Linked DNA regions of Homo sapiens: region 2 is linked to region 1. A link is an interaction called in ENCODE POLR2A ChIA-PET data of the cell type or tissue named here. Cell type or tissue: PC-3. All regions are shown on one strand.

The links. Peaks named below come from ENCODE experiments on the same cell type or tissue, not always from the same donor. Only the 100,000 strongest peaks of a DNase experiment are listed, where the experiment ranks them.
Region 2: POLR2A ChIA-PET joins it to region 1 with 11 read pairs; 2 of 35 experiments call an interaction of 5 or more read pairs at or near these places.

What each region holds. Positions count from the first base shown.
Region 1 is chr5:141,700,201-141,705,200 of GRCh38, reverse strand. It overlaps LOC124901092 (a long non-coding RNA gene), which reads left to right. Exons shown (of 2, transcript XR_007058973.1): 1 at 1-359; 2 at 1,525-1,835. Among named protein-coding and RNA genes, the nearest start is that of ARAP3, 20 kb to the right of the region's middle. RefSeq lists enhancers at 2,812-2,961, 3,550-4,050. In PC-3, a CTCF peak has its summit at 2,899 (motif pointing left); a DNase peak (open chromatin) is centred at 2,910; H3K4me3 peaks cover 1,614 bases.
Region 2 is chr5:142,249,398-142,254,397 of GRCh38, reverse strand. No RefSeq gene overlaps it. Among named protein-coding and RNA genes, the nearest start is that of SPRY4-IT1, 66 kb to the left of the region's middle. In PC-3, no CTCF peak of the experiment used is centred here; a DNase peak (open chromatin) is centred at 2,847; H3K4me3 peaks cover 53 bases; H3K27ac peaks cover 1,602 bases.

The DNA of each region.
Region 1 (5,000 bases):
AGGTGGGATGGCACTTGGCAAGTTCATGTTTGAGAAAGTGCACAGAGACCAGTAAGGCTGGAGGAGTATGAGAAGAGGGAGAGATCTGGCAGAAGGCCACACCTTGCAGGGTCTATAGGCCATTATAAAGACTTTGGCTTTGACCCTGAGTGAGATGCTGCACCAGTGGAGGGGTTGAGCAGAGGCATGACACAATAATTTTAATTGGCTTACATTTTAACAGGACCTCTCCACCCACTGTGTGAAGAACAAACAGTAAGGGCACAAGGGTAGAAGTGGGAAGACTAGTTAGGAAGCCATTGCAGTAACACAGGGAAGAGATGATAATAGCTCGGACCAGGGTAGAGTCTATGGAAGTGGTAAGAAGTGGTTTGATGCTGAATGAGTTATGAAGGTAGAGCTGACAATGTTTTCTGATGAACTGCATGTGGGGTGTGAAAGAAAGGCGTCAGGAAGGATGCCAGGGATGACTGCAAATATGATTTTGTCACTCCATCAATTCCCCATTGTTCTTAGGTTTGTACAAACCCCTTACCATGGATTATAAGGTCCTTCATGATCTGAGCCTCCTCCTCACCTCTCACCCTCCCCACACCATGGCTTCATCTTCAGCAACAGTGAAGAATAATACTATTTAACAGTTACTGAATGTTAACCTCATGCCAGGTCTGGGCTAAGCATTTTACAAATGCCATCTCATCCATTCTCCACAACAATCCAATGAAATGGATATTATTATTAACCCTTATTATTAATAGACTCATTTTACAAAAGAGAAAACTGAGGCACAGAGAGATGAAATAATTTGACCAAGGTCACACAGCTAGCACATAGCAGACCCAGAATTTGAAGCCAGGCATTTGATTCCAAAGCTGTTTCTTTAACCATTATGGGAGATGGAAATTTCAGTTCTCCAATCACTCATGACTTCACTCTCTTAATCCCTGTGCCCTCCCAACAGGCAATTCCCTGGGCTTAGAATATTTTTCCTCCCATCCCTCACACATTCCTAACCCTCGATCTTTGTCTGGTTAAATTACCCTCCTCTGGGAAGCCAAGTCGGGTGAAATACCCCTCGTCTGTGCTCCCACAGTTGCCTGGGCTTGTTCTGTTACGGCTCTGCCCACCCTGTGGCCAGGCTGTTTATGGACCTAGGTCTCCCTTACTAGACATGAGCTCTCTGTGCAGAGACCAGATTTACCTGTCTCATAGCTGTATCCACGAAGTGAAGAACAGTGGCTGGTATGCCAGCAGTCAGTAATTATCAGTTGACTGATCAATGGGACTGAGCCTAAACGTAGACATTCTACCTGTAAGAGGGATGCACTTTTAAATCCACCCTCTAATAATCTCCTAGGTCTGTGCTCCACACCGCTCTGCTTTCCCATAGCCCCTACACTACTACTTACATAGTAGATAATAACAGCTAGCATTCCCTGAGTGCTTACTGTGTGCCATGCACTCTCTCATTTAATCCCACCAACACATAATGAGATAAATATGATTACAATCTCCATTTTACAGATGAGGAAACTGAGGCTGTCTGAGGTTCAGCGAATCCCCCAGGGTCACAATGTGGTACTGGGATGCTGAACAAATAATTGCTGAATTGAACTGATAGCACTGGCATTACCCTGTGCCTGCTTTCTCCGTGTCCACCGATCTCAGCACAAAGCCTGGCGCAGAGTGGGTGTGCACTCACCAAGCGAGCAAAACCCAGTCCAGCCTGCGGCGGGAAAAGAGGCCTCCTCGCTCCTCTCCCCGCTCCCCCAGAGCTCCCTCTCCCCATTCATCTCCCCTTCACACCCTTAATAAAAGCCCTGAGATTGACCGATTGAAGGGTGTGATTTCCATGGGAGAGCAGCAGCATTTACATGGGAACATTCAAACAGGAACAGAATTCTTCCGCGAGGGCATGGGCTTCAGAAGATAGCTGTGGATAGAGAATTGCCGGGGGAGCGGGTGCCTACGGATGGGGAGCGATCCTTTATTTATTTATTTCCCTCCAGGAGCCTTCACCTTTCATTAAAACACCCTCCGGATGTAGGTGCAATCAAACATTCATTAGACAAGCAAGTTACATTTTTAAAAAACTAACAACGCCCAAACACACACACACACACACACACACACACACACACACACACACACACTCACGCAGCAATAATCAATCTGCGAAATGAAACCGGTCTTTCGGGCGAGAAAAGCAGCCTGTGTTTGTCTGTACCGCGCTCCCCAAGCCCTGCGTCCTCCAGGCGAACAGCCGGCAATGCCCCGAAGCCCGCTCCCCACCCCCAGCCAGCCGGCCGTGACACGAGGGGTCCTTCCACGCAGGCCCTCCCACTCCTTTCCTCGGCAGGGTTTCCCCACGGGTCTGAAGCGCACAGAGAGTTCTCGCATCTGTTCGCAAACCCTGACTCGAGGCTCAGAGCTCAGCACTGGGGGTCATCTGCCCAGGGCAGCGGGCATTTCCCTAAAGCCCTGTGGTTGGGGGAACGGGGATACCGGGCGGTTGACCGGCGAAGCTGGCAGTCCTCTGCCCCTCAATCAGGACCAGCTTCCTGGAGGAGGGGACAGCGGCGAAGCCGGGAATGGGGGCAAGGAAGTGGCTTGACAGATGGGGAGTGGGAGGCTCTTTCCAGCATATGGGGCCGCGTGGGCGGAAGGAGTCTGGGCCTGGCGGTGGGGAAGGGTGGGCACGGGGCTGCGGAGACGGTCCCCGGAGCGGGGACGCGGGCGGAGTGAGGGTGGGCGTGTGAACGGGACGGAGAGGGGAGGAGATAAGCCCCCCAAAGGTGGGGGCGGGGAGTGGGGGCGGCCTTGGATGCGCTCACCCGGGAGCCTGCGGAAGGCGCAGCACGCCGAGCGCCTTGCACAAGGGCGCCCCCTGATGGCATCTCAAGCGGCAGACACGGTTTCCATTTTCTTTTGACATCAATGTAACAAAATCCTCAATTGAGCGCTTCCTAGAAGCCTGGCGCTGGGCTGAGATCTCCTTTGGAAGCCACTACCGTGCCCATTTTACAGCTAAGAGAACGGAACCTCAGCGAGGTCATACAGCAAGAGCCAGGATTCCAATCCATGCATTCATTTACTCAACAGTTCTTAAGAAGTCCCTCTTGTAGGCTGGGGGCTGGAGGTACTGCAGTACACAGATGAACAGGTCCCTGGCCTCGCGGGGCTTATAGTCTAGGTGAGGAAACAGCATACAAGTAAACAAATAAATGAGCAAAATAATTTCAGTGCTGCGGAGGAAATAAACCAGGGTGTGGAGCTAGGCAGCAACTGTGCTCTCTCGGTTTCCCCCAGCCTGCCTCCCCCTCGCTGCTCCCTGGGGGACTGAGATTTGTCAGCCTTGGCTTCAAGGCAGGCAGCAAAGGAAGGTAGCTCTGGGGGTGGAACGAAGTGGGGGAGTGCAGATTCCCAAGGCCAAAAGCCGCTGTCATCTGGGTCCCGGCCACCCCCTCACATGTACTCCGACTAGCACCTGCAGCCCTAGACGTTCCCACTATGGCCAAGCATCTGAATTATTTCCTCATCTCAACCCGATGAGTTTTTAATCTGTCTTTATACAGCAGCCTGGCTGCCTGTGCTGGGATTATTACTGAGTTCTCTGCACATCGATCCCGCCTCCCCTGGCCGCTCTGACCAAGTGAGGCTCTGAGATGGCGGCGGGAGGGGTCTTGGCTCTGGAAAGATTTAGGGGAGTGCCAGTGCTTGCTGTGGGCTGGGGCCTGCAGCACTCAGGTGTCAGATGCCCAGGATTTCAGGGGCACTGCCCTCAAGGCTGGGCTGAGCCAGGGTGGAGGGGTATGGGTATGAAGAGGCAAAGTTTACAATTTGAGCTCAGGAGATGGGGCTGTTTCAGCAATACCAGGCTATTGTTTATTGGGGCAGCTTTGCAACTCGAAGGAGAAAGATGAAAGGAGGGAGGAGAGGCTAAGATTACCTGGGACAAGGGCAGAAGGTAGGGAGAAATGGCTTCTAGTCCCAGTTTTGCCACTTACTAGCATGTAAGTGCCCTTGCAAGCTTGTAAGTGCCCTCAAATGACTCATCTGTAAAATGGGAGTGATTGCAGTGTGTGTTCCATGAGGTAGTATGCACACAGAGCCTTCATACACTAAACACTCAATATGTCAACTATTATTAGCAGCATCATTATCTGTAAAATGGGAGTAGGAATCCTGGTTCTGCTTCCTGGAGATATCTCTCATGAAACTCAAATGGACACAGGCACCAGGCCCATGTGAGGGGCTATTGTTATTGATCCGCAATAAGGTCAACAACACCAATAATGGCATGAACAGGCATGAGGCAGGCACACATATTCTGTCGCTCCCACATTCAATCAGTGACAGACACACTCAGTCTCAGCCTTTCAGACGTGCAGCCTAGATACACCCTCTCCTGCCTTCGGATCAGCCTGATAGTGGGGAATGTGGGACAGAGGCTGCCACATGCGACTTTTCATTTGCCATGGTGCCAATGAATATTTGAGAGTGGCCTTTCAAGCATGCAAATCCGACCATCACACATGGCCCTGGACAAGCTCCAAACACCCTAGCATGGCCTGGGGCTGTCTTTTGCTCCTGCCTTGTCTTTCATCTCCTGCCCATCTTTCATCTCTTGCCTCTTGCACTCTGAGCTCTCTATGCTCCTGCGACATACTTGGCCTCTCTTGCCTCTGCCCTTGTATGTGTAATTCCTTTTTCCTGGGACTCTTTTCCCTTCTAATAGCTACCTCTTTGAGGACAGGGACTCTGTCGATTGGTTGGTCGATAGTAAATGATCTATAAATATTTGTAGAATTGACACCACCCCAGCTGACGTCCAGTGGCCTCATCTCAAACCTCACTTCTTAGGAAAGGCTTTCCCTGCTGCTAGGGCTAGGTAGAGCCTCTTGTTTTTCCTTCTAAAGCCTCCTGTACTTCCCCTGTGAAATTCACATGTTTGTATCTATCTCCTAAACTCAATTTCACAAGGGCAGGGAAGCTCCTTC
Region 2 (5,000 bases), 550 kb before region 1:
CTTGTAACTCTTGTTTTGCAAATAGCATATTTCTTCCTACCATGCCCTCAGGAAGAAAATATATTCCTTAATTTGAATAAACAACCTGTGATTCACGTTGGAGGGACTCTGTATGAGGACCAGAGAAAGGTCCATTTCCCAACACGTGCTGGAGGGGCCAGCTGAGAGTTGTTTGTGTCACAGGATTAAACTCCAGCTCATATTCTGACTTATTAAATATACCCAAGTCTTTTGGTTTCTCAGAGCCCTTCCTGCCAACTGCAGCAACCACAGGCGGATACCACTGTGAGCACAGCCCAGATGTGGGAGCGCGAGTGAGTGGAGAGAAATGCTGGGAAGACCAGCCGAAGCTTCAAACACAGGGCAGGCCTCCCTCAAGTGGAAACCTGGAGTCGGCGTGGCTGCCGCTCGGCTCTGGTCCTGACCCAGTGAGTGATAGGCAAGGTACCCACTCTTTCTGGACTCAGTTTCCTTCTCAAGAATTCGGAGATAACTGCAGGGCCTTCCTTCTCCGAGGAGTGAGGTAAATATGCCAAAGGAAGCTCACTCCAATGTGGATAAAGACAAAAGGGTGAATTGGCTCTGAGAGTCTCATGGGTTGAATCTGACTTGTGGACGTTTTTCAAAAAAACCAGCCTGGGCCCGGTGGCTCATGCCAGTAATCCCAGCACTTTGGGAGGCCAAGGGGGCCGGATCACCTGAGGTCAGGAGTTCAAGACCAGCCTGGCCAACATGGCAAAACCCCGTCTCTAGTAAAAATACAAAAATTAGTTGGGTGTGGTGGCGGCTGCCTGTAATCCTAGCTACTCGGGAGCCTGAGGCAGGAAGAATTGCTTGAACCCGGGAAGTGGAGGTTGTAGTGAACCAAGATCATGCCATTGTACTCCAGCCTGGGTGACAGAGCGAGACACCATCTCAAAAAAAACAAAACCAAATGTTCCCCAAATTTAAATTAGTTGCTAATATTAAAAAACAAAGAGGTTTTACTTTTTAAAAAATTCAGATACCCAAGAATTGGAAAATCTGACATCAGACAGGTTGCATCCCCAAAGGGTACAATGAACCAAAGCTAAGTACTGGCTAGCACTGACTTTAGACAGGGCAGAATCTTACCAGTTTACCACAGTCTCCACCACTCTCTGTTGTCAACCCTATTTTACATTCATCATTATCTAAATGTAACTTAAGTATTTTATTTGATTTTTCATATGTCAAAATTATAAGGTTTCCTTCCAGATTTCCTGTTTGTAAAATTTCACATAGTTCATTAAAGCTGAGCTTAGAGGATGTTCTCGCTTTGCAGATACTTTGTGTGTATGTTAGTTTGTTGACTGGATAATCCTGGTTCTTATAAACTTTTGGGTTTGGAGTTTTTACCATAACTCCAGAGGTAGCTGGCCAGCCTGAGAAGTGGCAGAGTACTAAGAGAAGAGAGGATACAGAGGGAATGTATGGCCCATACTCCACTCAGCCTTAAGATTAAGATCTAGGCTGGGTGTGGTGGCTCACACCTGTCATCCCAGCACTTTGGGAGGGAGGCCAAGGTGGTTGGATCACCTGAGGTCAGGAGTTCGAGACCAGCCTGGCCAACATGATGAAACCCCATCTGTACTAAAACTACAAAAAATCCGCCAGGTGTGGTGGTGCACGCCTGTAATCCCAGCTACTTGGGAGGCTGAGACTAGAGAATCACTTGAACCCGGGAGGCAGAGGTTGCAGTAAGCCAAGATCATGCCATTGCACTCCAGCCTAGGCAACAAGAGTGAAACTCTGTCTAAAAAAAAAAAAAAAAAAATTCCACAGTCACATGAGACCTGGACTAGACTTAAGTGGATGGGGATGGAAAGGAGGTAGTCTTTGCCACACTTAAGGTTTTTTTTGTTTGTTTTTTGTTTGTTTGTTTTTTTGAGATGGAGTCTCGCTCTGTCACCCAGGCTGGAGTACAGTGGCATGATTTCGGCTCACTGCAACCTCTGCCTCCTGGGTTCAAGCAATTCTCCTGCCTCAGCCTCCTGAGTAGCTAGAATTACAGGCATGCGCCACCACGCCTGGCTAATTTTTTTTGTATTTTTAGTAGAGACAGGGTTTCACTATGTTGGCCTGCCTGGTCTCAAACTCCTGACCTCAGGTGATCCTCCCGCCTCGGCTTCCCAAAGTGTTGGGATTACAGACGTGAACCACCACACCCCGGGCTGCCACACTTAAATTTTTTTTTTTTTTTTTTTGGAGATGGAGTCTCACTCCATCACCCGGGCTGGAGTGTGGAGTGCAGGGGTGCGATCTCGGCTCACTGCAACCTCTGCCTCCCAGGTTCAAGCAGTTCTCCTGCCTCAGCCTCCCAAGTAGCTGGGACTAGAGGCACATGCTGCCATGCCCAGCTAATTTTTTTGTATTTTTAGTAGAGACAGGGTTTCACCGTGTTGCCCAGGCTGGTTTCCAACTCCTGAGCTCAGGCAATCTGCCTTCCTTGGCCTCCCAAAGTGCTAGGATTACAGGCGTGAGCCACCGCGCCCGGCCACACTTAGATTTTAATCCAGCACAGGAGTCAGCAAACCTTGGCCAGTGAGATGGTCACCTGTGGGTTTTTTTTTTTTAACTTATTTATTTTTCTGCTTGAAGGGGACAAGCAAAGTCACCTATTTTTGAGAATAAAGTTTTATTGGAACACAGCCATACCCATTTATTGCCATATTGTCTATGGTTGCTTTTGCCTTAGGAAGGTGGCATTGAGTAGTGTCAACAGAGACCACGCAGCTGGCAAGTCTAATATGTTTACTATCTGCCCTTTTATAGAAAATGTTGCCAAGCCCTGATGTAGTACCTTGGGTTGCTAGGAACAGAGGCCCACCCAGGTTAGCTCTGTTTGTGGTCAGAACGTAACAGGAAATGTGCTAGATGCCAAGGGCATGAGCTACAGAAAAATCAGGCCTTGGCCAGGCGTGGTGGCTCACGCCTGTAATCCCAGCACTTTCAGAGGCTGAGGTGGGTGAATCACCTGAGGTCAGGAGTTCGAGACCAGCCTGACCAATATGGTGAAACCCCGACTCTACTAAAAATACAAAATTCGGCCAACGCGGTGGCTCATGCCTGTAATCCCAGCACTTTGGGAGCCCAAGGCAGGCGGATCACAAAGTCAGGAGATCGAGACCATCCTGGCTAACACAGTGAAACCTCGTCTCTACTAAAAATGCGAAAAATTAGCCGGATGTGGTGGCGGGCGCCTGTAGTCCCAGCTACTTGGGAGGTTGAGGCAGGAGAATTGCTTGAATCCAGGAGGCGGAGCTTGCAGTGAGCCGAGATCGAGCCACTGCACTCCAGCCTGGGTGACAGAGTGAGACTCCATCTCAAAATAAATAAATAAATAAAATAAAATAAATAAAAAATATAAAATTAGCCGGGCATGGTGGCACATGCCTGTAATTCTAGCTACTCAGGAGGCTGAGGCAGGAGAATTGCTTGAACCTAGGAGGTGGAGGTTGCAGTGAGCCGAGATCGTGCCATTGCACTCCAGCCTGGGCAACAAGAGCGAAACTCCATCTGGAAAAAAAAAGAAAAAGAAAAATCAGGCCTCAAGAAAGCTAAATCCCACAGGTTTTCCTTGTGGGATTTCTGTTTCTCTCTCTTTCTTCTCTGCTCTTTTTCCACTGCCAACCTTCCTCCACTTACTTTGTCTGTCCTCAGCTTGCACCAAGCTCCTCAGGACTACCCAGGCCCCATCTACATCATGCAATTCCCCAAATGGCCTTTCAGCTTTGGTTTCCATTGCTAATGGCCCCAGCCTCTGAGTTTCCCAATTCTAAACTCCCAGGGGAGGAATTTGATTGGCCCAGATCATCTTTTCAAGTCTATGGGCCTTGGAGATTCTTAGCTAGCCTGTGGCTGCCCCCTCCTCTCAGTCAGGGCTCTGTCCCCCTGCCATCAATATCAGTGACCATGGAGCATTGTCCCATGGAGCAGAAGGTGTTGTCCACTTAGCAGGGGTGGCAGGCATAGAGCCCTCATTTAGAAGGGAGTGCAGCAGGGCAGGAACACTTAGCTAACTCAACTTGTGAAAGACCTGGTCATTTATCAAAATCAAAGGTCATTCTTCTAGCTTGCTTATTCACAACATTGACTGAAAAGTGAAAGTCTGAATTATCAACATGCCCACTATGAGAGGTGGTACAGAGTCCTCCTGAAGTTTGCAGATGGGTATAAGGTCAGCAGAGGGAGAGAAGAGCCAGATCAACTGCCATCAATTGGTGGGATTTCAGACATTAGAGCCTTCTCCTCTCTAAACTGGCAGGAGAAGAAGGGGCAGGAGGAAACCTAGCCTGGCAGAACTTGTTCTGGTTCCGCCACAAACAAACCGGTGATGAATGCGTTACTTTCCTTCCTCCCACCTCACCCCAGGCCTCAGTTTCCCCACTGATTGAAAGCTTAGAGCCTTCCCAGTGATGATCAAACTGTGCCCTGCAGCACCAGCACTTGGAGGGCTTGTGACAACACATGCTGCTGGTTCCTACCCCTGGAGTTTCTGGCCCAGCAGGTCTGGGTTGGGGCCTGAGAATCTGCATTTCTAACAAGTTCCCAGGACTTGCTGATGCAGAGGACCCAAGCCCACACTTGGAGGGCCCCTGGTCTAAATCATCGCTAAGGCTCCTTCCAGCCATGGCACCCTGGTTCTAGTCTGCTCCTGGGGTTAGGTTTGGTGAGATTCCTGGTCAGTGTGGAGCACTGGGATTGTGTGCCAGGGAAACCTCTTGCTTGTGTTAAGAGGCCTTTCCTGAGCTGAGTAGAGATCTGATTGTGCCCCCCCCCCCCCCGCCACTACCACCTTTTTTTGCCTCTCACCACCACAAGGACCATTTTACCAGAGAGTCCTGGGCTCCAGAAATACCCAGCCGCCTTCCCAGTCTGCTGGAAAATGTTGACTTTCTGTTTCCCTCCTTGGCCAAATTTTGTGGGCAGCGTGGCTCCCCGACACGTAGGCCGCACAATTGGCTCTCACAACTCACTTC